5 separate regions of the Mus musculus genome follow, and regions 1, 2, 4 and 5 are each linked to region 3. A link is a loop called in an ENCODE intact Hi-C map of the cell type or tissue named here. Cell type or tissue: heart. All regions are shown on one strand.

Region 1 (4,000 bases), 130 kb after region 3:
GACGGAGCCAAGGATACCTTGCCACCCTACAGAGGACTCGGGGCTCCACATTCGCTCCCTGCCAGCCTACCTGGTCCCCAGAATGATCCTAAAGCCCAGGGGAGCTCCCTGAAGCCTGGAGCTACTGAAAAGCACTCAACCCGGGAGAAGGTCAAACACTCACTGAAGGCTCTGACCTGTCTCTGCGGGCAGGTGGAGTAGTTTCCTAGGATCTGTCAGGGGCGGGGCTGGTGGTAGGGGCAGGGGAGGGGGTGGGCCGGGAATGCGGGTGTCTTTGAAGCCTGAAGCCAAGAAGACATATTAAATGCACCGAAGAACGGAAAAGCCAGTTATGCCTCTGTCCTCTTCGCCAAGTTCTCAGCTGGAGTCAGGCAAGAAGCCAACCAAGCACCTTCTATGTGCCCTGGGCACTGTTGCTGCCACCGCTGCCACCCCCACCCCGGGCACTCCGTCCCCCCTTCCCCCCACTGCCGCACCACGGTTTTCTTGAAGCTTGGAAAGGGAGAGAGTTGAACAAGTGATCAAATAAATAAAAAACGCTGGTTTTGAGCAAGCTGAGCGAAGGGAGTCTGACCTTGAGCATGGCGGGCCTGGCTGGCTCTGACAGGCCTTGTCTTTCTCTCCCATCTCTTTGCCTTGCTAAAAACCTAGACTCCATTCCTAAAGCTAGCCACCAAGGTCTCTCCCCTTATTTAGCACTTCCTCCTGAGGGTGACTACCAAGTCCAGCTATCAAAGTACTGAAGTCCAGCTGGGCGGGGTGGCGCACGCCTTTAATCCCAGCACTTGGGAGGCAGAGGCAGGCGGATTTCTGAGTTCGAGGCCAGCCTGGTCTACAAAGTGAGTTCCAGGACAGCCAGGGCTACACAGAGAAACCCTGTCTCAAAAACTAAAAAAAAAACAAACAAACAAACAAAAAAAAAACCAGCAAAAAACCCAAAAACACACCTCATCCTAACACAGTGTTTTTCCTTGTACCTTTCTTTATAAACCTCCATTTTCCTCCGTGCCACATCGGTCTTCTCTCTATCCAGAGGCTGACCTTTGTCCTCAGTTGATAGAAGCGGGAGACAAAGACCAATAGCTCTCTTCCCTCTTTTTCTTCCCTTTCCCCTTCTCTCTCATCTTCTATCTCCTGTCTTTGTCTCTTATTCCCTGACCTCTGTCCCTTTGGGACAAATCTCCCTTGTGCTGAGAATTTGGTCTTTCAGGTCCTGTGGTAACACAGCACGGCCTGAAAAACAGAAAAAGCCAGCCCTGAGAAAGCTTTCCCTTTTTACGGAGTCTTCTCTACCCCCATACAGATATCTCAGTCCACAGCAAGCCAGGGGGGCATTGGGGATGTCCCTAGTGTGATGGTTAGGGGCAGCATATTAGTTGCTGTCACCTTGGCTGGGGGGGGGGGTCCTGGAGGTGACTGGAAGGATGTGGAAAAGCCTAGAGGAGTACTGGGCTCAGCGAGACTCCATCCTCAAAGGAGGGAGATTGAGCTGGGGTGTAGCTCAGCCCGATACATAGGGAAGCACTGAGTTTAGTCCCCGGTACCAAAGAAGCCAGGCAGGTAGCAGCATACGCCTATAATCTCAGCACTTGGGAGATGGGGCAGGGTTATAGTCAGGTACATAGTGAATCTGAGGCCAACCTGGGCTAACATGAGAGTCTGTTTTTAAAGGGTGAGAAAGTCATATGCAGAAAGGCAGTGAAGCACCACACTGGGCACGCTGACATGCCTGTCATCCCAGCATTTGGAGGCGGAAGCAGGACCACCAGTCATCCTTAGCTACATGGGGAGTTCAAGGTCAGCAAGGCTGACCCTGTTTTAAGAAAGGAATGAAGGAAAGATGGCTCGCCGTGCAGATCCATTGGTGGGGCGCTTGCCTGGCGTGTGTGAAACCCCAGCACTCTGGAAGTAGCTAGAAGAGGATCAGAAATGCAAGGTCATCCTTGGCTTCGTAGGAAGTTTGTGGTTAGCCTGGGGTATCTCAAATAAGTGGAGAGAGAAAGAAAGGAAGAGTCACAGGCAGAGGCGGTGAGGACAGCAGGCTAACACTGCCCCCTAGGGGCACAGGACAAAATGAGCTTGTTTTGTCCCAAGTGACCTGGAGACCAGGTGGAATGGAAGGCAGCAAAGCTCCGGGATGAAAACTACTATAACGTTTACTAGTTTGTTTAATGACCACGATATTTACTTATTTAGGGTGTTTGTGGGGGGATAGAATCTTGCTACTTCTCCCTGGCTGGCCAAATTTCATGACCTAAACCAGACTGGTCTCATTCTTGGACAATTCTGCCGCCATCTTTCAAGCACTGGGACTACTCTCAGGTTGGCACGCTTGGCTGTGGCTTTTTTGTTGTTGTTGCTGTTGTTGTTGTTGTGTTTTGTTTTGTTTTTTGAGACAGGGTTTCTCTGTGTAGCCCTGGCTGTCCTGGAACTCACTCTGCAGACCAGACTGGCCTCGAACTCACAGAGATCCTCCTGCCTCTGCCTCTCAAGTACTGGCAAATTCTATCAACAGGACACAGATGTCTACTGTGACCTACCAGACCTGGTGTGATGAAACACCTCTACCCCTCTCCTCTCTCCACTTTGTTATCTGTGCGCTTACTGCCTGTTTCCCCAACTAGAAGGTCATCTCACATCAGACTGTGTGAGACCTCAAGGGCTTTCCTTAGCCTCCTTGGGCTTTCATTCTCTATTCCGTAAAATAGGTACAAGATAGTGCTTCCACTGGGGGCCGAATACAGCCCAGCAGTAGAGTGCTTACCTAGTATAGTAATAAAAAATCATTTAAAGAATGTCTCTTAGTGACGCACGCCTTTACTTTAATCCCAGCACTTGGAAGGCAGAAGAAGGCAGAGCTCTGAGTTCGAGGCCAGCCTGGTCTACAGTCTGAGTTCCAAGACAGGGAGGGCTGCACAGAGAAACTCCGTCTTGAAACAAACAAACAAAAAATTTGAAAAAGGATTCTAGAATCCTGGCACAGGCAGGGAAGAAGCCGAGGGGCTGGCCGTTATCTCAGGCCAAGGAGAGAGATCATGTAATATAAAAGACTCATGCCCACTGGGAAAGCGGGGTACGCCCTGCCCTCTCCTCTTGGGCATCCCTGAGTTAAAGAAAAGAGGTGAGAGGGATACTTGCGGAGAAGCCTGGAGCTGGACATCTCCCTCCGACCAGGAGGTGTCGCTCTACCATCAGCCGGACTGTGGTTTCCAAAAGCAAAGCCTTTGCTCTGTTCATTCCAGCTTGGAATAATGAGGGTGGATACCAAGTATGGTGACTTTACTGATTCTAGCCACTTGGTGAAGGTTCAAGGCTCAGGCACTGCTCTTGTTCTCAGTACAGGCAGCTGTCGTTGTAGGTATAAGCTAGAGGCTGTGTGGGTAGCATGCCACTCAAGACACCCTAACTCTCTCTCTCTCTCTCTCTCTCTCTCACACACACACACACACACACACACACACACACACACACGGGGTCACTGCCAGAGCTTGGCAGTACCTTCACCAATAGCCTCTCCTGGGATCTCTTCAGCAATTGCAATTCTGCCTTATGGTGCCAAGCCTCAGCGTCTCCTTGGGATCCCTTCAGCCCTGGGCCTTCTACTGCAGTAGGCTGCACCTTCATCAGTGGCTTTTCTGCACTTCTCTCCAGGAACCCCAGTCACACAGTGCCAGGTCTAGATGCTCTCCATGACCCCTCCATGCCTTCAAAACCCGCTGACACACGGGATACGCTTACACATTACAAAGTTTGGCTGCCAGTGCAAGGGAGAGCTTTGGTCCCTTCTGGACCACAGGTTCAGGATGCTGACCCAGAAGATTTCATCTCAACGATGCTGATGCTGGTCTCTCCTAAATTACAGCAGACTTCTTCAGCCCCGGCTGACCAGTGTTAATTGTTCCAGCAGAGCAAAGGTTTCAAGTAGTCATTTGTTTTGTTTTGAGACAGTCTCACTATGTAGCCCTGGCTATCTTGGAACTCACAGAGATCTACCTGTTTC
Region 2 (4,000 bases), 68 kb after region 3:
ACCGAGTGTGGACTCCAGAAATCTTGGCCTCAGCGTGGCCCTGATAGCTAGTTGTTGCCGTTTTTCGTTGTTCATGTTTCTCCTTCTGTTTGTCATTACTAAGGTCTGTGTCCCCCGTTGTGTGTTTGCTGTTCTGATTGCAGTAGCGACTCCAGCAGCACGGCCAGTGACGACTCTCCGGCCCGCTCTGTTCAGTCGGCTGCAGTCCCCGCACCCACTTCCCAGTTGCTTTCGTCCCTTGAAAAAGATGAGCCCCGGAAAAGTTTTGGGATCAAAGTTCAGAATCTTCCAGTACGCTCTACAGGTAAGTTTTATATGAGTGCAGTTTCCTCTCAGCTGAGGGAGATGGCAGCACTCACAGAGGAGCTAGAGTGGGTGGGGCAGTTTAAGTCCTGCCTTTGTGGCTTATTAGCATTTGATGCCACAAACAAAAAGCAGGTGAGTATAAATAACTGTACAGGGCTTATTTGCTAAGCATTGAGAGCAAGCTCGTCAGCAGGAGAAGGGAGAGGAGGGAAGTCATGCCGTGAGGGAAGCAGGCAGGGTCAGCATGGGACATCCTCAGGCGGTCAGCGGTCAGCATGGGAACGATCCTCAGGCGATCAGCTGGCCACGGTAAGGAAGCAAGGCTCAGGGACAGCAGGCTTAGGATGCGCATTGTATGCAACAAGATAAAAAGACAGAAGCAGCAATTGGGCTTTGGAGTTGAAGCTCTGGAGTTGAAGCTCAGAAAAGCAGGCACAGGAACAACAGTGTTTTATTTATGGGCAACACACACACACACACACACACACACACACACACACACACACACGTACATGAATATCACAGATACAGGCAGATACATGGTTTGCTTTTGAAATAGATACTTTTCTAGATTAAATATTCTGGTTTGAGGGAAGCAGGTAACATGAGAAGATGTGCTTGTCTTGTTTGACTCTGTAGACACAAGCCTTAAAGACGGCCTTTTCCATGAGTTTAAGAAGTTTGGCAAGGTGACGTCAGTGCAGATCCACGGGGCCTCCGAGGAGAGATACGGCCTGGTGTTCTTCCGGCAGCAAGAGGACCAAGAAAAAGCATTGACCGCATCCAAGGGGAAGCTCTTCTTCGGCATGCAGATCGAGGTGACTGCATGGGTAGGACCAGGTGAGACTGCAGAGTTGACTTTCATTCAGAGCAGCATGCCACCCACGTCGGTTTGTGAGTGGTACTTAGGGCTTGGCACTGTCTGCTTTCATTTCTTAATTTACTGGCCCAATGTCTTAGTTTTTAAAGGGTGGGGTACTGAGTTGTGCTTTTGCCATGGAGAAACCCGCACCTTTTGAAATAGATACTTTTCTAGATTAAATATTCTGGTTTGAGGGAAGCAGGTAACATGAGAAGATGTGCTTGTCTTGTTTGACTCTGTAGACACAAGCCTTAAAGAATCTGATTGTAGCTCAGGCCACATGCGGACTCAGCCTTCCCTAAAGGATGGGAGTGATTGACGTGTAAAAGTGAGACCAGAATTAGCCTGCATGTGAATATCATTTGAGGGAGTCATTTGCATTTTGTCCAGCATAAATTAAATCTGCTATTTTAGGTGACTATTACAGATTTTGGGTTATCTCATTACTGGATCAGAGCCTGGACCTGGAGGCAGCCTTAAGCTAGGCTCAGCCATCATCCTCAGAACCTGAGTTAGTGTGAAAGTGAACAGCCCAGGGTGCTTGGTGTGAGAGCCCCCATCACTACTCTTGCAGAGACACTGGGTTGATTCTCAGGACCCACATGAGGCAGCTCCCAACCGCCCGTGACTCCATTCGCAGGCATCTGCGTCCTCTTCTGGTCTCTGGACACCACATACACATGGCACACATTCACACACATAAACGACGAAAACTTTAAAAAGAAGTGAAAAGCAGAGAAGAGAGACAGCACAGTATTCAGTGACTGCATCAAGGAGACCACGGATACCCCAACACCCCAGTCTTTCTTCAGGGTCGTGACATGAGATTAGTGTTTAATTAGAGGATAGAAGGTGCATATTGTTACTGTAGTCATTGGTGGGGAAAGTGACGTAAGTGACAAAGGGCATGCTCTGGCTCACAGTTCTGCTGTCCATCTCGGGGTCGGGAAGAGGCAGTCGGGAGCTGCTCATGTGTATCAGCGCCTAAATGCAGTTGCTACCCACATTTAGGGTCACCTTCCTACCTCTGTTTCCCTACTCTAGAAAGTCGTCACCACACATCCACATAGTTCCATGATAGTTCTAAGGTCCTCTCAAATGACAGTCAGATGAGACATCATACCAGAATCCAGAGGACATTCTTTGTCTCATTACCCACTGAGTTGTAAGTGTGCTGCCCCAAATTACACTCAACTAAGAACAGCTCACGAGCTCTTTATTGTTTTGTTTTCTTGAGACAGAATCTCACTGTGTAGCACAGGCTAGTCTAGAACTCACTGTGTAGTCCAGAATTCCCTTGAACTTAGGGTAGTCCTCCTGCCTCCGCCTCTGGAGTGCTAGGTTACAAGTGAGCGTCACCACAGGTATCAGGGGTTCTCCTTGGATTGCTGCGGACATTATACAGCTCTTGAGAAATACTCAGTGTGTACCTAACCGTGTAGGTCTGAGGCCATCATCAGTCAGTTGTTAACTAATGAAGGTATAACTCAGGGGCATCTGTGTAAGATGGATTAGTGTAGAAGGCCTTCTAATCTTAGTGTGTAGCATTCAAAAACAGTTGGGTTATTACTCATTCTTTTGAGACAGTTTTATTATTTAAAGCAGGCCAACCTTAAAGTCAACATCTGTTGCTTACAGTTCCCAAATGCTGGGGTTAGAGATGGGGACCACCATGCTCAGTTTATCTTTTGTTTGTTAAAGACAGGGTTTTATGAAGCCCAGGCTAGCCTTGAATCTGCTTTGTAGCAAAGACTAGCTTCAGACTCCTGTTCCTCTGCCTCCACCTCTGCTGGGGTTACAGAAGTGTGTCTCCCATGCCTGGCTTCATTGCGTGCATGCGTGCATGCATGCGTATGTATGTTAGTGTTAGGATTGAGCTCAGAGTTTTGTGCATGCTACACAGTGCTCCACTTCTGAGCTATATCATCAGCTTGTCTACATATCTTATTTTTTGTTTTGTTTTTTTGAAGACAGGGTTTCTCTGTCTTCAGAGATCCACCTCCCTCTGCCTCCCGAGCTGGGGTTGTAGGCATGCACCATCACGTCCAGCTTTCTGAAACTTTTCGTTGTGTTGGGTTTGTTTTTCATTTTCATAAGTAGAGAACATGTAGTGCTGAGCTGTAACTGTCAAAGCCTTGAGTGTCAGTGTCTGCATTAATAAGTGGAGCTCTAACAAAGCTGGGATTATATTAGATGTGGGAGCAAGGCTTTTCATTATAAAACAAAATGGAAAGAAACCTTACACAAGTTGTTAGGGACCTCATAACACCAAAGAGAGAACCCATGCATGTCACTTGAATCACTTTCTACATAGTTACTCTTACAGCTGGAAGTCTTTGTAAATTAATTATTTCAGAATAGTACTTGTACGGGTCTTGGGCCTGCATATATGTCTGTGTACCTGTCTGTGCCTGGTAGTCATGGAAAGTCAAGGTGTTGGATCCTTTGGAACTGGGTGCTGGGAATTGAACCTGGGTCCTTTGCAAGAGCAGCCAGTGCCTGACTACAGAGCCATCTTTCCATCCCCCAGAAATCTTAATTTAGACATTTGAATTACTACATTAATGTAGTGTCCATGAAATGTACCATTAAAATCTTGAAAGTAAATGAAACTAGCCAATGAATTGGAGCTGTTACTGCTGAGCCGTATTTCATTGTAGATTATAGAGTATGTGTAGGTTTTTTGTTTGTTTGTTTGTTTGTTTGTTTGTTTGTTTGTTTTGAGATAGGGTTGCCCTGTGCAGCCCACAGTTGCCAAGAACTCACTCTCTATATGGCACAGGCTGGCTTTGAACTCTCAACTCTCCTGGGTCTGCCTTCTAAATGCTAGGA
Region 3 (4,000 bases):
CTCAGAAATCAGTCAGGCTTAGAGGCAGAGAATTAAGTGAAACTGCTGACAGGAATGTTGTGGTTGTTTACATTGATTAATTGTGTGTGTGCGCGCGCGCGTGCGTGCACGTGTGTACTCACACTGAGCGAGTCCATACAGGCCAGAGGAGGAAGTCAGGGTTTCCCACTGGACCTGGAGTTTGCCTGGCAGCCCCAGTGAGTCCCACCCCCACCCCTGCTGCTGCCCACCATATGCCAGGCTTACATGGTGTCACATGTATCCACAGGTATCCATGGTGACATATGCCAGGCTTACATGGTGTCACATGTATCCACAGGTATCCATGGTGACATTCTTGCCTTTGTTTGGGTGCTGTGGTTGTGCCACAGTGTCTTGCCCACTGGAGCTATTCTGAGACCGGGCCTTAGATCACTTAGTTGATCTCAGTTGTACCTTTTAGCTGAAGAGGGCCTTGCATTTACTTCTGATCATGCTTTCTCTGACTGGGACGCGGGGGAGACCGACAGAGTTTATTCTTTTTTTTTTTTTTTGGATTTTCGAGAAAGGGTTTCTCTGTGTAGCTCTCGCCTGCCTCTGCCTCCCGAGTGCTGGGATTAAAGACGTGCACCACCACGCCTGGCTCAGAGTTTATTCTTGGGTTTGTTCTTTTTATACATATTTACTTTTGCCAAGCAGATGGAACACACTTTCTTTCTTTCTTTTTTTTTTTTTTTAAGATTTATTTTATTTATATGAATACACTGTAGCTGTCTTCAAATACACCAGAAGAGGGCATCAGATACCATTACAGATGGTTGTGAGCCACATGGTTCAATTCCCATGTGGTTGCTGGGAATTGAACTCAGGACCTCTGGAAGAGCAGTCAGTGCTCTTAACTGCTGAGCCATCTCTCCAGCCCCAGGAACACACTTTCAAAGCTGTTGGTTTTGGGCCCTGTGACAGGGACTGAAGTACATATTTTACATATCAAAGCAGACCTGGCCTCCAGGTTCTCCCAGCATCCCAGTCTTTGCCTGGCCAACTGTGCCCCCAACCTTGAATTTTCCAGCCCTGGCAGGGACTGGGCTGTCTTTTCCCCAGAGGCTCCTCCCTGTATAATCCAGACATCATTTTGGCGTCCCCCTCTCTCCTCTCCTCTTCTTTCTCTGTGTGTGCTTGATCGAGCGGGAGCCTTTCTCTCTTTCTCTTCCCCTACCCACCTCTCCCCACGGTGACTCCCCCGACCTCAATCAAATACAAGCAGAGGCAAGCAGATCTTGGTGAGTTCTGGGCCAGCCAGAGCTACAAAGTGAGACCCTGCCTAAGGGAGAGAGAGAGAATTCATGTTTAAAATTATGAGTATATATTGCTGGGGTCGGGGGGTGCACACCTTTAATCCCAGCATTGCAGGGACAGAGAAGAGGATCTTTGAGTTCAATGCCAGCCTGGTCTACAAAGCACGTTCCAGTGCACCCAGAGCTGTTACATAGAGAAACCCTGTCCTGGGAAAACAAAACAAAACAAAAGATGTATGTATGTATGTATCTGGGTGAATATGCACCTGAGTGCAGGCCCCCTTGTCCCTTGGAGTTCAGAAAATGGCATCGGAGTTCCTGCAGCTGGTGCCACAAGCAGCTGTGGTAGCATTATAGGAGTGTGTCTTCAAGTCTGGCAGTATCTACATTTTTTTTTCTTAATAACAAAACAAACAAAAAACCCAGCTGGGCAATGGTGGCACAGAGGCCTATAATCCCTGCACTTGAGATGCAGAGACAGGAGGCTCTCAAGAGTTCAAGGCCAGCCTGCTCTACAGAGTGAGTTCTAGGACAGTCAAAGGTTCTATAGAGAGATTCTGTCTCAAAATAAATCAATTAATTAAAAACAAAAACTAACAAACCAAAACACAGACAAAGAAGCAGGGTTGGAGAGACGGCTCAGTGGTTAGGAGTACCTGCTGCTCTTGCAGAGAGGACCCGGGTTCAGTTCCTCTCACCCACCTGGAGGCTCACACCTGTAACTCCAGTTTCAGGGGCTCTTGACAACTTCTTCTGGCCTTTGAGGGCCCTGGGCGTGCACGCGGTGCGCATGCATACATGAAATAAAATAAAATAACAAATCTTAAAAGACAAAACCAGAAAAGAGTGGGGTTGGGTATTGGTGGTTTGTTCCTGAAATCCCAGCTTTTGAGGGTTTGAGGTCAGTGGTCTGCTTCAAGTTTGAGGCTAGCTGGAGATACTGTTGGGTTATACAGGGAGTTCCAGGTCACCCTTGAAAACTCGTCTCAAAACCAAAACCGTAAAGTACAACAAAAGTTTTAGGACAATGACCTCTATGCTACCTGGGTTCTTCCTCCCGCAGGTACACCTGCTACCTCCAGGGGGCAGCACTAGCCAGCCTGAGTCCAAAGTCCACCCTGAATGGCACCAAAAGGGAGTGCGGTGAGAGAGGAGGGGAAAGGAAAAGAAAAGGTCAGAAAGGGGCTGGAAATGCCCGTGAGGACGGCACATGCATCCACGCTAGTATAGATGCAAAGATTTCCTTTTTCTTTTTGACAAGGGAATTCTAGCACAAAAGCCATTTAGCCCGACTAAAGGCAAAGAGGCCGAGGCAGTGGCTGGCATAAGCCAGGCCGGGCTTTCAGAGGCGCCCACAGACACTTTTGTCTGCAGAGTCCCGGGGACGCACAGCGCTGGGTCCAGTAGTTCTCACGGGCGCAAAGGCGACCAGTAAGCAAGTGAGCGGAGCTAGGCTCCTGATCCAGGTCTGTCCTTCCTCTGAGGGCAGAAGAGATGCATTCCAAGATGTCCAATCAGAAAACGGGACTGGCAGGGCTTGCCGCTCCGACCCAGTGAGGTGTTTGTCGAGCATAATCAGAGCTTGCAAAGGCGCTGAGGCCCTTCAGATGGAAAGGTGCCCTGTGCACAAAGCAAGGTGAACTGGGGTTGCTCTGAGGGCAGCCATATTTTGTGGGCGTCGCCGCAGCTGTTATTTGCTGAGGCACGGTGGGGTGGGGGTTGGGGGGGGGGACGACGACGACAAAGTAGGTTAAGATCACGTGGGCACCGCCTTACAACGTGACCCAGAATTGGGCCACAGGAAACCAGTACAGGCAGACTCTCACATCAGGTGGTGGAGAGAAATTTCACAGTAAATAGCCGAGATCCCCAGGGGCTAAATGCTTGGCTTCACCATTGCACAATCGCCTAGAAAAATCTGCTGGGGCCAATTAGAACACGCACCGGGCTTCTGGCTTTACAGGAAGGAGACCCGTCAGCATTACTCAGCAAACCTCTTCCCTCAGCCTGCAATTGGCTTCTGCAGTTTTCTGAGAACTGGGCGTTTGTTCCTAATTAATCCTAAAAGGCCTGGTGCTGGGTAACAGCAGGTAGTCTAATTAAGCATCCCCGCGTTGCCACACTTAGGAAGACATATGGGAACCCCAAAGAGTTCCTAATGTCTCAGTTCCTAAATTTAATCCTAAACTGTTCCCCCGAACCCTCTCATGTGATTTTGGCTAATTGTATAACGTCTTATTCTCCGGTGCTGAAAGGAGGGAACGGGAAAACGGTGCCCTCAGTCGATTCTCCCCTTGCAGGATCGCTCAGGACCCAAGTGTCAGAAGATGAGGAAGCAGCCTGCAGAGTTTAGCAGCTTAGCAATGAAGGACACGAGAATGCACTGACTCTGTGTGTGTGTGTGTGTGTGTGTGTGTGTGTGTGTGTGTGTGCGCGCGCGCGCGCACGCGCATGTGTATAATGTGCATGTGCATGTGTGTGGACATACCTGGGAACCCACAGAGGTCAGAAGAGGAAGTGAGGGATCACTCTGACCTTTTCTCCTTTTTTTAAAGACTCACTGCTGAGCAGCTCATGGTGGCGTTCGCCTTTAATCCCGGCACTAGGGAGGGAGAAGCTGGAGGATCTCTTTGAGTTTGGGGCCAGCCTGTACTACATAGAGAAACTCCATATCACAACAGCAAACCAAAAAAAAGCAAACAAACAAAGAAGTTATATAGCAT
Region 4 (4,000 bases), 150 kb after region 3:
GGTCTCTGATCTGACCCTGGCTCACTGTGTACCTCAGAGACCCTCCCAGCCTCAACTCTCTCCCTCCCTGCCTTCATCCGAGAGGTTCAGGCTCACTATGCAGACCAGGCTCTTCCCTTATTCTTATAAAAATCGGTGTGTATGCGTGCATGTGCGTGCAAGTGTGTGTGTGTGTGTGTGTGTGTGCGCGCACGTGTGTGCATGTGTGTGTGTGTATACGTGCGCGTGTATGCAGTGTGCCACAGTGCGATGTGGAGCTCAGAGGACAACTTGCAGAAGTTGCTTTCCCCCTTGTGGATTCCAGGGACCAGACTGAAGTGGTCAGGCTCAGTGCAAAAGCAGTTACCCTGCCCCTTCCTACATTCTTTGAGATGGGATAGTTGATCTTAAAGAGCAGGCTGAGAGAGAAGAGAGTGACAAACCTGGAATGTGCTTGCGCACAGTAGGTGCTTTATTACAGCTTGGTTCCTTCATCTCTAGAGGCAAATGCTGCCGTGGGCTCCAGCCTGGGCACCCTTTTCTCTAGGAACCTCCCCCGCCCCCTGCCCATGTCCTCCTGTGTTGCTTCTAACTCTTGCTGTGTGGGCACCCCCCCCATAGTTCTGGATGCTGATTTTGGCAACCACCATCCCCATCCCTGCTGGATACTTCTTGCCCATCTTTATCTATGGTAAGACTGGAGTCCTGGATGTCTGAGAGGGTTTGGGGGGCATAGGACATGACTTCCGGTATCATCTCCCTCCCAAAGTGGTACCGGGGATGGGGTCGGGATGAGGGCCTGAGGGGTCAGGTCAGCCTGGTTGCTTCATTCATCCTAAATCTGTGGCAGGAGCTGTCATTGGGCGCCTCTTTGGGGAGGTTCTATCTGTCGCCTTCCCAGAGGGCATTGTGGCTGGAGGCAGGGTCAATCCCATCATGCCCGGGGCCTATGCTCTGGCAGGTGAGTGTATCTGGGGCCAGCAGGTGGGTCCCCCCCTCCTCAGTAGGCCCCGTCTATTCCCTGAGCCCTACCACCCCCAAGCCCGCTTTCTCTTCGTTTTCCTTCCCATCCCCCACGTGCTCTGCACTCTTTCCTCTCGGCAAGGCTAGAACCTTCCAACAGTTGTGGTGTGTGCTCTTTGTGCACTGCTGAGCCTAACCACGGTCGCACTGTGCCTACCTTGCCCTCTGGGGGAGCCTGGCTCCTGGCCTGGGACACCCCCCCCCCACCTTGGCTGTGTCCCTGCAGGTGCTGCTGCCTTCTCAGGGGCGGTGACCCACACCCTCTCCACGGCACTGCTGGCCTTTGAGGTAACGGGCCAGCTCGTTCACGCACTGCCTGTGCTGATGGCTGTGCTGGCGGCCAACGCCATCTCTCAGAGCTTCCAGCCCTCTTTCTACGATGGCACCATCATTGTCAAGAAACTGCCGTACCTGCCGTGGATCCGTGGCCGACAGATTGGGTGAGCCTCGGGCTGGCTGATGGTGTGATGATGCCCAGGGTGGTTGGGGGTGGAGGGACTCCTGGAAAAGCCCATCACAGCTGACCTTGAACTGTAGGATGATAGGGCTGATACACACCCGCCCTCTGGTCCCCACAACATCCCCCAGCCCATGAGCTAGATGAAGAAGCTAAGTCTCTGTCAGGCAAGGCTGATAGGAAATGAGCAACAGACAGGAGGGGCCCCTCTCTTTCCCTCCCCTTCTCTGATGGCTTCCTGGTAGCTGTCCCACAAATGGGCTCAGAGACCCCACCTTGATCGGATTGTACCCTAGTATCTTTGGTCCCAAAGTGGCACATCTCAAAGGCTCCAAGTGTCACTGAACACAAGGTCCAGCTCCAAACAATCCTCAGTTTCCCAGTCTTTAGATAGCTGTGGTTCCCATCGCTTCTTTTTTTAGAACCTATGGGTTCCTCTGAACCAAACCCATCCTTGGGACTCACAGGTCTTCTCCCAGCAAGGCTCCTTGGGATGACCCTGTCTTGCCCCAGGCCGGTATCATCCCATTTCCAGGCCTGACTGATGTCTCCCTCTGCCCACAGTTCCCACTCTGTAACTGTGGGTCACTTCATGAACTGCGCCCTCACTACACTGGCCAAGGACATGCCCCTGGAGCAAGTGATCCAAGTCGTGATCTCCACAGATGTGACCCAGTACCCCCTGGTGGAGACTACAGGTATTCCACAGCCATTGAGGAGAAAGTGGCTGTCTGGGAGGAGGCTTTGGGCTTCCCCCTGCTTCCCTTTAAGGGCCCCGCGTGTCAGGGCAGCAAGGGCAAGCAGGGTGTTAGATCTGTCCCTTAATCGAGACTCTGCAACTTGGTAGCTGTGTGACCCAGGGCAAGTCTCCTAATTTCTCTGAGCTCCAGTTTCTTCGTGGAGAAAATGGACCCAATAGCCACTTCTGGAGAAAGTAGAAAGTAGGGGTGATGTGCTTAATGAAAAAGATGAGAGGTGCTTGTAAGACTGCCTGGGACTGGCTCTTTGGATTCCTGGACCCAAGCCTCATGGGCTGACTCTTCACATTCCTGAGTGTTCCTCCCCCGCCCCCCCCCCCCGCTGTTCCATTTGCCAAGATGAGCTCATCCTTTTAAAGGCAGAAGGATGGTGCTAAGTCTCAGAGAGAGACTAACGAGCGCCCCTCTCCAGTTCACAGAGCGTGGTCCTTATGGGAGGGAGATAGCCCAGGTAGGGGAGGAGCTACCTGAAGCTCCCGGAGCACCTGTCCATCCGTGTGTCCCCTCTGTGCCAACAAGGCAGGGTGCACACTCAGTCAGGGTAGCACTGTTGGGGCCTGTGACCCATTTGCCCTTGGGCAGACCACTTGAGCCGTGAGCAACATGAACAACCAAGGTCACCCATATGCCCCACAGCGAGCAGAATAAACTCACCTATGAGGGAAAGAACCTTGTGGTTCTCTTGGGCTCTATGACCGGCAGTGTCCTTGTGTGGAAAGTAGGAAGGGCCATCATAGGTTGCCACCCAAACGTCAGGGACTTCGCTCTCACCAATGGGAGAGATCACAGCAAACACATTTTCTACTTATTTTACATAGCGATGGCCCTTCCAAGAGGCTTCACCTCCTAGAACCAAGAATGGCTTTGGACTCCGCACATCTCCCTGACTAGATTCCACAGCCTACCCTAGAAACAAACCACTGGTTTATTAAAGGAGGGAGGGACACTTCTATTGTAGCATTTGGTTACCAAGTGTGTCTGTGGTGGCAAGGACTGAATTCAGGGCCAGCACATGCTAAGCAAGCCCTCCGCTACTGAGTGATAGCCATGCCTAGTCCCTGGGGTTTTATTTAATGGAGAAAGAGAATATCAAGCTGGATCCTTAGTGAAGAATGGGAAGAATGCCTACGACTCTCAAGATGCCCGGAAACTCCCTCCATGCATCCAGGCTATTCCCTGTATCCACGCTAGCCCCGGCACACAGTAGGATCTCAGATTGGAGTGTACCTCTGGGATCATTTTTCCATTGACCTGACTCAGATTTTAAACAACTGCAAGGGAAACAGAGAAGAAGGACAGCCCAGCTGTGACACCGATATGTCAAGAGGCTAATGTCCATAGCTTCCACCTCTTAAAATGTGGTGGGGTTGGGGGTAGGGTGTCTTAGAATATCTGCTGGCCCACTGGCTGCCTTACCCAGCTGCACTCAGCTGGCATGTCATTATGGAAGCTGAATGGTATAGAGTAACAATTAACCCACCAGATAACCAGTTTCCTCTTCTGTAAGCTGGGTGGTAAGAATTCTAACAGATCACACACAAGTAGTGTAGTTTCCTCAGACACCAGAGCGCCTAGCATGTTCTTGGCACATAGTAGGTGCTCAGTGAATATGACTTACATTTATAATGATCTATGTTCATAATGCGTCCCTCTCTCTTTGAATGTTAGAGTCTCAGACCCTGGTGGGCGTTGTAAAAAGGACCCACTTGGTGCAAGCCCTCCAGACTGAGCCAGCTTCCTGGGCTCCAGGCCAGCAGGTGGGTCCTCCTGCCAGAGGGGGACA
Region 5 (4,000 bases), 54 kb after region 3:
GCCACAGTGAACATGTCTGCCCTTCCGCGCCTTCCATCTTGTTTGAGGCATGGTCTCTTGTTCCCCACTGCTCCTGCCAGGCTAGCTGGCCTTAAGTTACGGCTTTCTTATGGAATACAGATACATCCGTAGGTCTGTCTGGTTCTAGGGATGGAAACTAACGCTCTCAAGTCCAATGTCTCTCCAACCCTTGATCAGTTTTTTGGAGAGAGGCTCTTGGCAGTGCCCCGCTCGTGTGTGTGAGGATATTAGGTGCGTGCCACCATGGTGGGCTTGGTAAGATCTTTCTAAAGTTAGGTAATGCTTTTGTTACGACATTTTCATAAGATAGCCATTATAGTGTATATGAGTGTTTATTTTATTACCTGGTCATGCTTGCTATGATAATATATCATTTACTAGAAAGTCCCGCATGTGGGAGCAGCTTCATAAGTATATTAAGAATTTCTTTTTTATATAGCTGTTTTCATGCACACCAGAAGAGGGCATCAGATCCCTCTTCAACAGATGGTTGTGAGCCACCATGTGGTTGCTGGGAATTGAACTCAGGACCTTTGGAAGAGCAGTCAGTGCTCTTAACCACTGAGCCATCTCTCCAGTCCCAAGTAACCAAGTAAGAGTTTTTGGGTTTTTTTGTTTTTTGTTTTTTGTTTTTTTTTTTTGGTGGTTTTTTTTTGTTTGTTTGTTTGTTTGTTTTTGGTTTTTTGAGACAGGGTCTCTCTGTATAGCCCTGGCTGTCCTGGAACTCACTTTGTAGACCAGCCTGGCCTCGAACTCAGAAATCTGTCTGCCTCTGCTGCCTCCCGAGTGCTGGGATTAAAGGCGTGCGCCACCACACCTGGCATGTAAGAGTTTCTTGCTGAGTGTGGTGACACATACCTTTAGTCCCAACCCACGGTGGGGGGGGTGGGGGGGCAGAGGCAGGCTCGCCTGTTCTACATAGTGAGACCCTGTGTCCTGAATAAAGGAATAAGTCAGCGTAAGATGAATTGCTTCAATTGAAACGGTATTTTTTCCATTTGAGTGTTATGGAGAAAAAAAGAAGTACACACATGAGAATTTGTGATAGTCAGCAATTAGGTTTATATTGCTTTTTTTGGACTAACAAATGAAATATATATATATTTTGGGGCCCTTAGGAAGATTTCAAGTAAAGGTTTAGAGAATTTCTTTTTTACTTAAAGCAGCCAATGTCAAAAATTAAAGATAGAGGGTTGTTTTGTTTTGAGGAGGGGCTATTGGGTATGGGATCTAGGCCCTTTGTCCTGCTCTCCACTAAGCTCCACCCTCTAGCTGTATGTACTCTTAAGAGGGATGCCTCTTATGTAAGCCCAGGTGAGGGGCTGCGTTGCCTTACATGAATTACTTGAGCCTCTCCAGGGTTCAGAAAACAGCATCAAAGAAAATGTGCTGAGCAAAAACTATAATCATGACTGTGGGCCTTTCTAGCCATTAGGTGATGTTTCTAGTTTGTAATTCCCTACTGTTCATGGTGGAATCCAGTAGAAGTCAGATAATGGTATTATCCACTAGGGTTTCTGCTTCCTTGAAGTATGGTATCCAGATTTTCCTGGAAGTTATCTTCAGAACTGGTAGTCAGTGGCCAGACCCGAGGGACAGCAACTCCTCACCTCCCGCCCCCACGCCCAGAGTGTTCGTGCATGCTCCGCTTCATGCAGTGTAGGGCTGTTGAAAGGTGGAGTGTGTTTAGTAGAGTATTCTGGTGAGGATGGACGGACGGACTGCAGGTTTTCCCTTCCCATCCATGGCAACCTGCAGGGGTCACTGTGTGGCCTTCTTTAGCAGATGTTCTGTTTTGGCCACTGCAGGCCTTGCTTGCCACACAACCTTGTGTCTTAAGGCTGTGGGGCATGGCTGGGCTGGGAGTGGTGTGAGTTAAGGCAGGAAAGATGGGAGCCCAGTTCCAACTTCGATGAGCCAGGGGCAGGTGCATTCCTAGCTGGTTTCCCAGAAACGATGTCAAATCTAGAATTTTAGTAACGCTTAAAAGAAGTGTTTGTGTATGTGTGTGTGCATCTGTCTGACTGTCTGTCTGTCTGTCTGTCTGTCTGTCTGTCTTTTGGTGGTTTTCTGGCCAGAAGAATAGGTCTTCAGTTTGGGGCTTAGATGCTGAGCTTACTGGGGTTTGCTCTGCCCCTGGAGAAAAGAACCTGGAGCCCGTGGCTGAGTTTTGTTTGAGAAGCTAGGAACTGTGTTTGTATCTTGAACCAGCCTGAACTGGAATTATCCGGTTTGAGTTGGCTGTTTGCCACCTCCTGAAAGCTTCCTTGTTTTGCCAGCCTTTGCCTTGTTTGTGGCGTTGCTGGGTGCAGTGGGCAGAAACTGCTGCTGGGACTGTCCAGCCTGGTAGCATGGGTGTGCTCTTGGGGGCGGTGTCCACCAAGCCCAGAGGCGGGGCCGCTGGCCGGCTGCTGTCATAAGTCCTCTTGTCCTCCGCCTCTGCTGTAGTCCACCGTCCTCCTGTCTCTGCCTTTTCCATCGAGCAGGTGACCAGAGCTCCCTGGAGCTGCTTTTAGCCTTGCCAGGCTTTCTGTTCTTTCCCTTGGACTGTGCCAGGGTTGGTTTTGGTTAGGTTGAAAGTAATTGAAACAGGTTATGGTAAATCTGTGCTTGATGGAGTGTGGATTTTTTTTTTTTTTTTTTTTTGGTTTTCCTAGACAGGGTTTCTCTGTATAGCCCTGGCTGTCCTGGAACTCACTCTGTAGACCAGGCTGGCCTCGAACTCAGAAATCCGCCTGCCTCTGCCTCCCAAGTGCTGGGACTAAAGGCGTGCGCCACCACGCCCGGCTCTGGAGTGTGGATTTTAACTTTGATGAAATGTTTGTTTGTTTTCGAAGCAGGGTCTCACTGTGTAGCCCTGGCTGCTTTGGAATTTACTATGTAGACCAGGCTGACCTTCGAACTCAGAGGCGCACCTTTCTCTCCCTCCAGGTGCTGGGATTAAAGGTGCTGCCCTGTCTCCTTTGTTCTGTTTTTATACAAGTTTCTCAAGTAGCCCGGGCTGGCTTCCACTTTCTGGAGGTTCTAGAAATTCTGAGGACTTATGACAGCATCCTCACTCCTGAGCGTCGGCCTATAGGAGTGAGAGCCCTGGCTCTGGGCTTTTTATTTAGTAACTCCTTGCCATTTTTTCTCTCTTTTAAAAAATAATTTATTTTTACTTTGTGTGAATTAGTGTTTTGCTTGCATGCATGTCTGTGTGTGAGGGTGTCAGATCTTGGAGTTACACTTGAGAGCTGCCATGATGGGTCTTGAACCCGGGTCCTATTGAAAAGCAGTCTAGGCTCTTTACCTCTGAGCCCTCTCACTGGCTTTAACTTCTCTCTCTCTTTTTTAAAATATTATTTTTATTTAATATATACAAGTATATTGTATCTGCCTTCAGACACTCCAGAAGAGGGCATCAGATCCTATTACAGATGGTTGTGGGTGCTGGGACTTGAACTCAGGACCTCTGGAAGAGCAGTCAGTGTTCTTAACCACTGAGCCATCTCTCCAGCCCAATTTTTCCTTTTTTTTTTTTTTTAAATATTTATTTATTATTTTATGTAAGTACACTGTAGCTGTCTTCAGACACACCAGAAGAGGGCATCAGATGTCATTACGGATGGTTGTAAGCCACCATGTGGTTGCTGGGATTTGAACTCAGGACCTTCAGAAGAGCAGTCAGTGCTCCTAACCACTGAGCCATCTCTCCAGCCCCCCCCCTTTTTTTTTAAATCATCTTTTTTTTTTTTTTTAGATTTATTTATTATATGTAAGTACACTGTAGCTGTCTTCAGACACTCCAGAAGAGGGCATCAGATTTCGTTACAGATGGTTGTGAGCCACCATGTGGTTGCTGGGATTTGAACTCGTGACCTTCGGAAGAGCAGTCGGCGCTCTTAACCACTGAGCCATCTCGCCAGCCCCTCCTTTTTTTTTTTTTTTTTATTTTTTTAAATGATGGAGATGGGAGCTAAGATTTAATCCCCCCTGA

Evidence for each region. Hi-C counts contacts between places; a loop is a spot of excess contacts. Peaks named below come from ENCODE experiments on the same cell type or tissue, not always from the same donor. Only the 100,000 strongest peaks of a DNase experiment are listed, where the experiment ranks them.
Region 1: a loop joins it to region 3, with 5 times the contacts of the local background. A loop is called at or near these places in 17 of 42 quality-filtered maps.
Region 2: a loop joins it to region 3, with 1.8 times the contacts of the local background. A loop is called at or near these places in 14 of 42 quality-filtered maps.
Region 4: a loop joins it to region 3, with 5 times the contacts of the local background. A loop is called at or near these places in 24 of 42 quality-filtered maps.
Region 5: it touches region 3 in a loop (2.3-fold over the local background); 5 of 42 quality-filtered maps call a loop at or near these places.

Annotation. Positions count from the first base shown.
Region 1 is chr4:141,429,230-141,433,229 of GRCm38, reverse strand. Srarp (steroid receptor associated and regulated protein) reads left to right here. Exons shown (of 2, transcript NM_001033374.3): 2 at 1-558. The coding sequence ends at 201. Among named protein-coding and RNA genes, the nearest start is that of Srarp, 4.9 kb to the left of the region's middle. In heart, CTCF peaks have their summits at 2,057 (motif pointing left) and 3,172 (motif pointing right); a DNase peak (open chromatin) is centred at 2,039.
Region 2 is chr4:141,490,542-141,494,541 of GRCm38, reverse strand. Spen (spen family transcription repressor) reads left to right here. Exons shown (of 16, transcript NM_019763.2): 4 at 144-304; 5 at 946-1,146. Among named protein-coding and RNA genes, the nearest start is that of Gm4123, 43 kb to the left of the region's middle. In heart, no CTCF peak of the experiment used is centred here; no DNase peak of the experiment used is centred here.
Region 3 is chr4:141,558,506-141,562,505 of GRCm38, reverse strand. No RefSeq gene overlaps it. Among named protein-coding and RNA genes, the nearest start is that of B330016D10Rik, 14 kb to the right of the region's middle. In heart, CTCF peaks have their summits at 767 (motif pointing right), 2,135 and 2,358 (motif pointing right); DNase peaks (open chromatin) are centred at 2,050, 2,385 and 3,125; H3K4me3 peaks cover 1,819 bases; H3K27ac peaks cover 1,682 bases.
Region 4 is chr4:141,405,246-141,409,245 of GRCm38, reverse strand. It overlaps Clcnkb (chloride channel, voltage-sensitive Kb), which reads left to right. Exons shown (of 20, transcript NM_019701.2): 13 at 601-670; 14 at 830-940; 15 at 1,229-1,442; 16 at 2,024-2,157; 17 at 3,886-3,974. Among named protein-coding and RNA genes, the nearest start is that of Gm34693, 6.6 kb to the right of the region's middle. In heart, a CTCF peak has its summit at 2,150 (motif pointing left); a DNase peak (open chromatin) is centred at 2,145; H3K27ac peaks cover 2,271 bases; H3K27me3 peaks cover 1,156 bases.
Region 5 is chr4:141,504,899-141,508,898 of GRCm38, reverse strand. All of the region lies in intron 3 of Spen (spen family transcription repressor), which reads left to right. Among named protein-coding and RNA genes, the nearest start is that of Gm4123, 29 kb to the left of the region's middle. In heart, CTCF peaks have their summits at 492 (motif pointing right), 1,772 (motif pointing right) and 2,404; DNase peaks (open chromatin) are centred at 1,750 and 2,378; H3K27ac peaks cover 1,023 bases.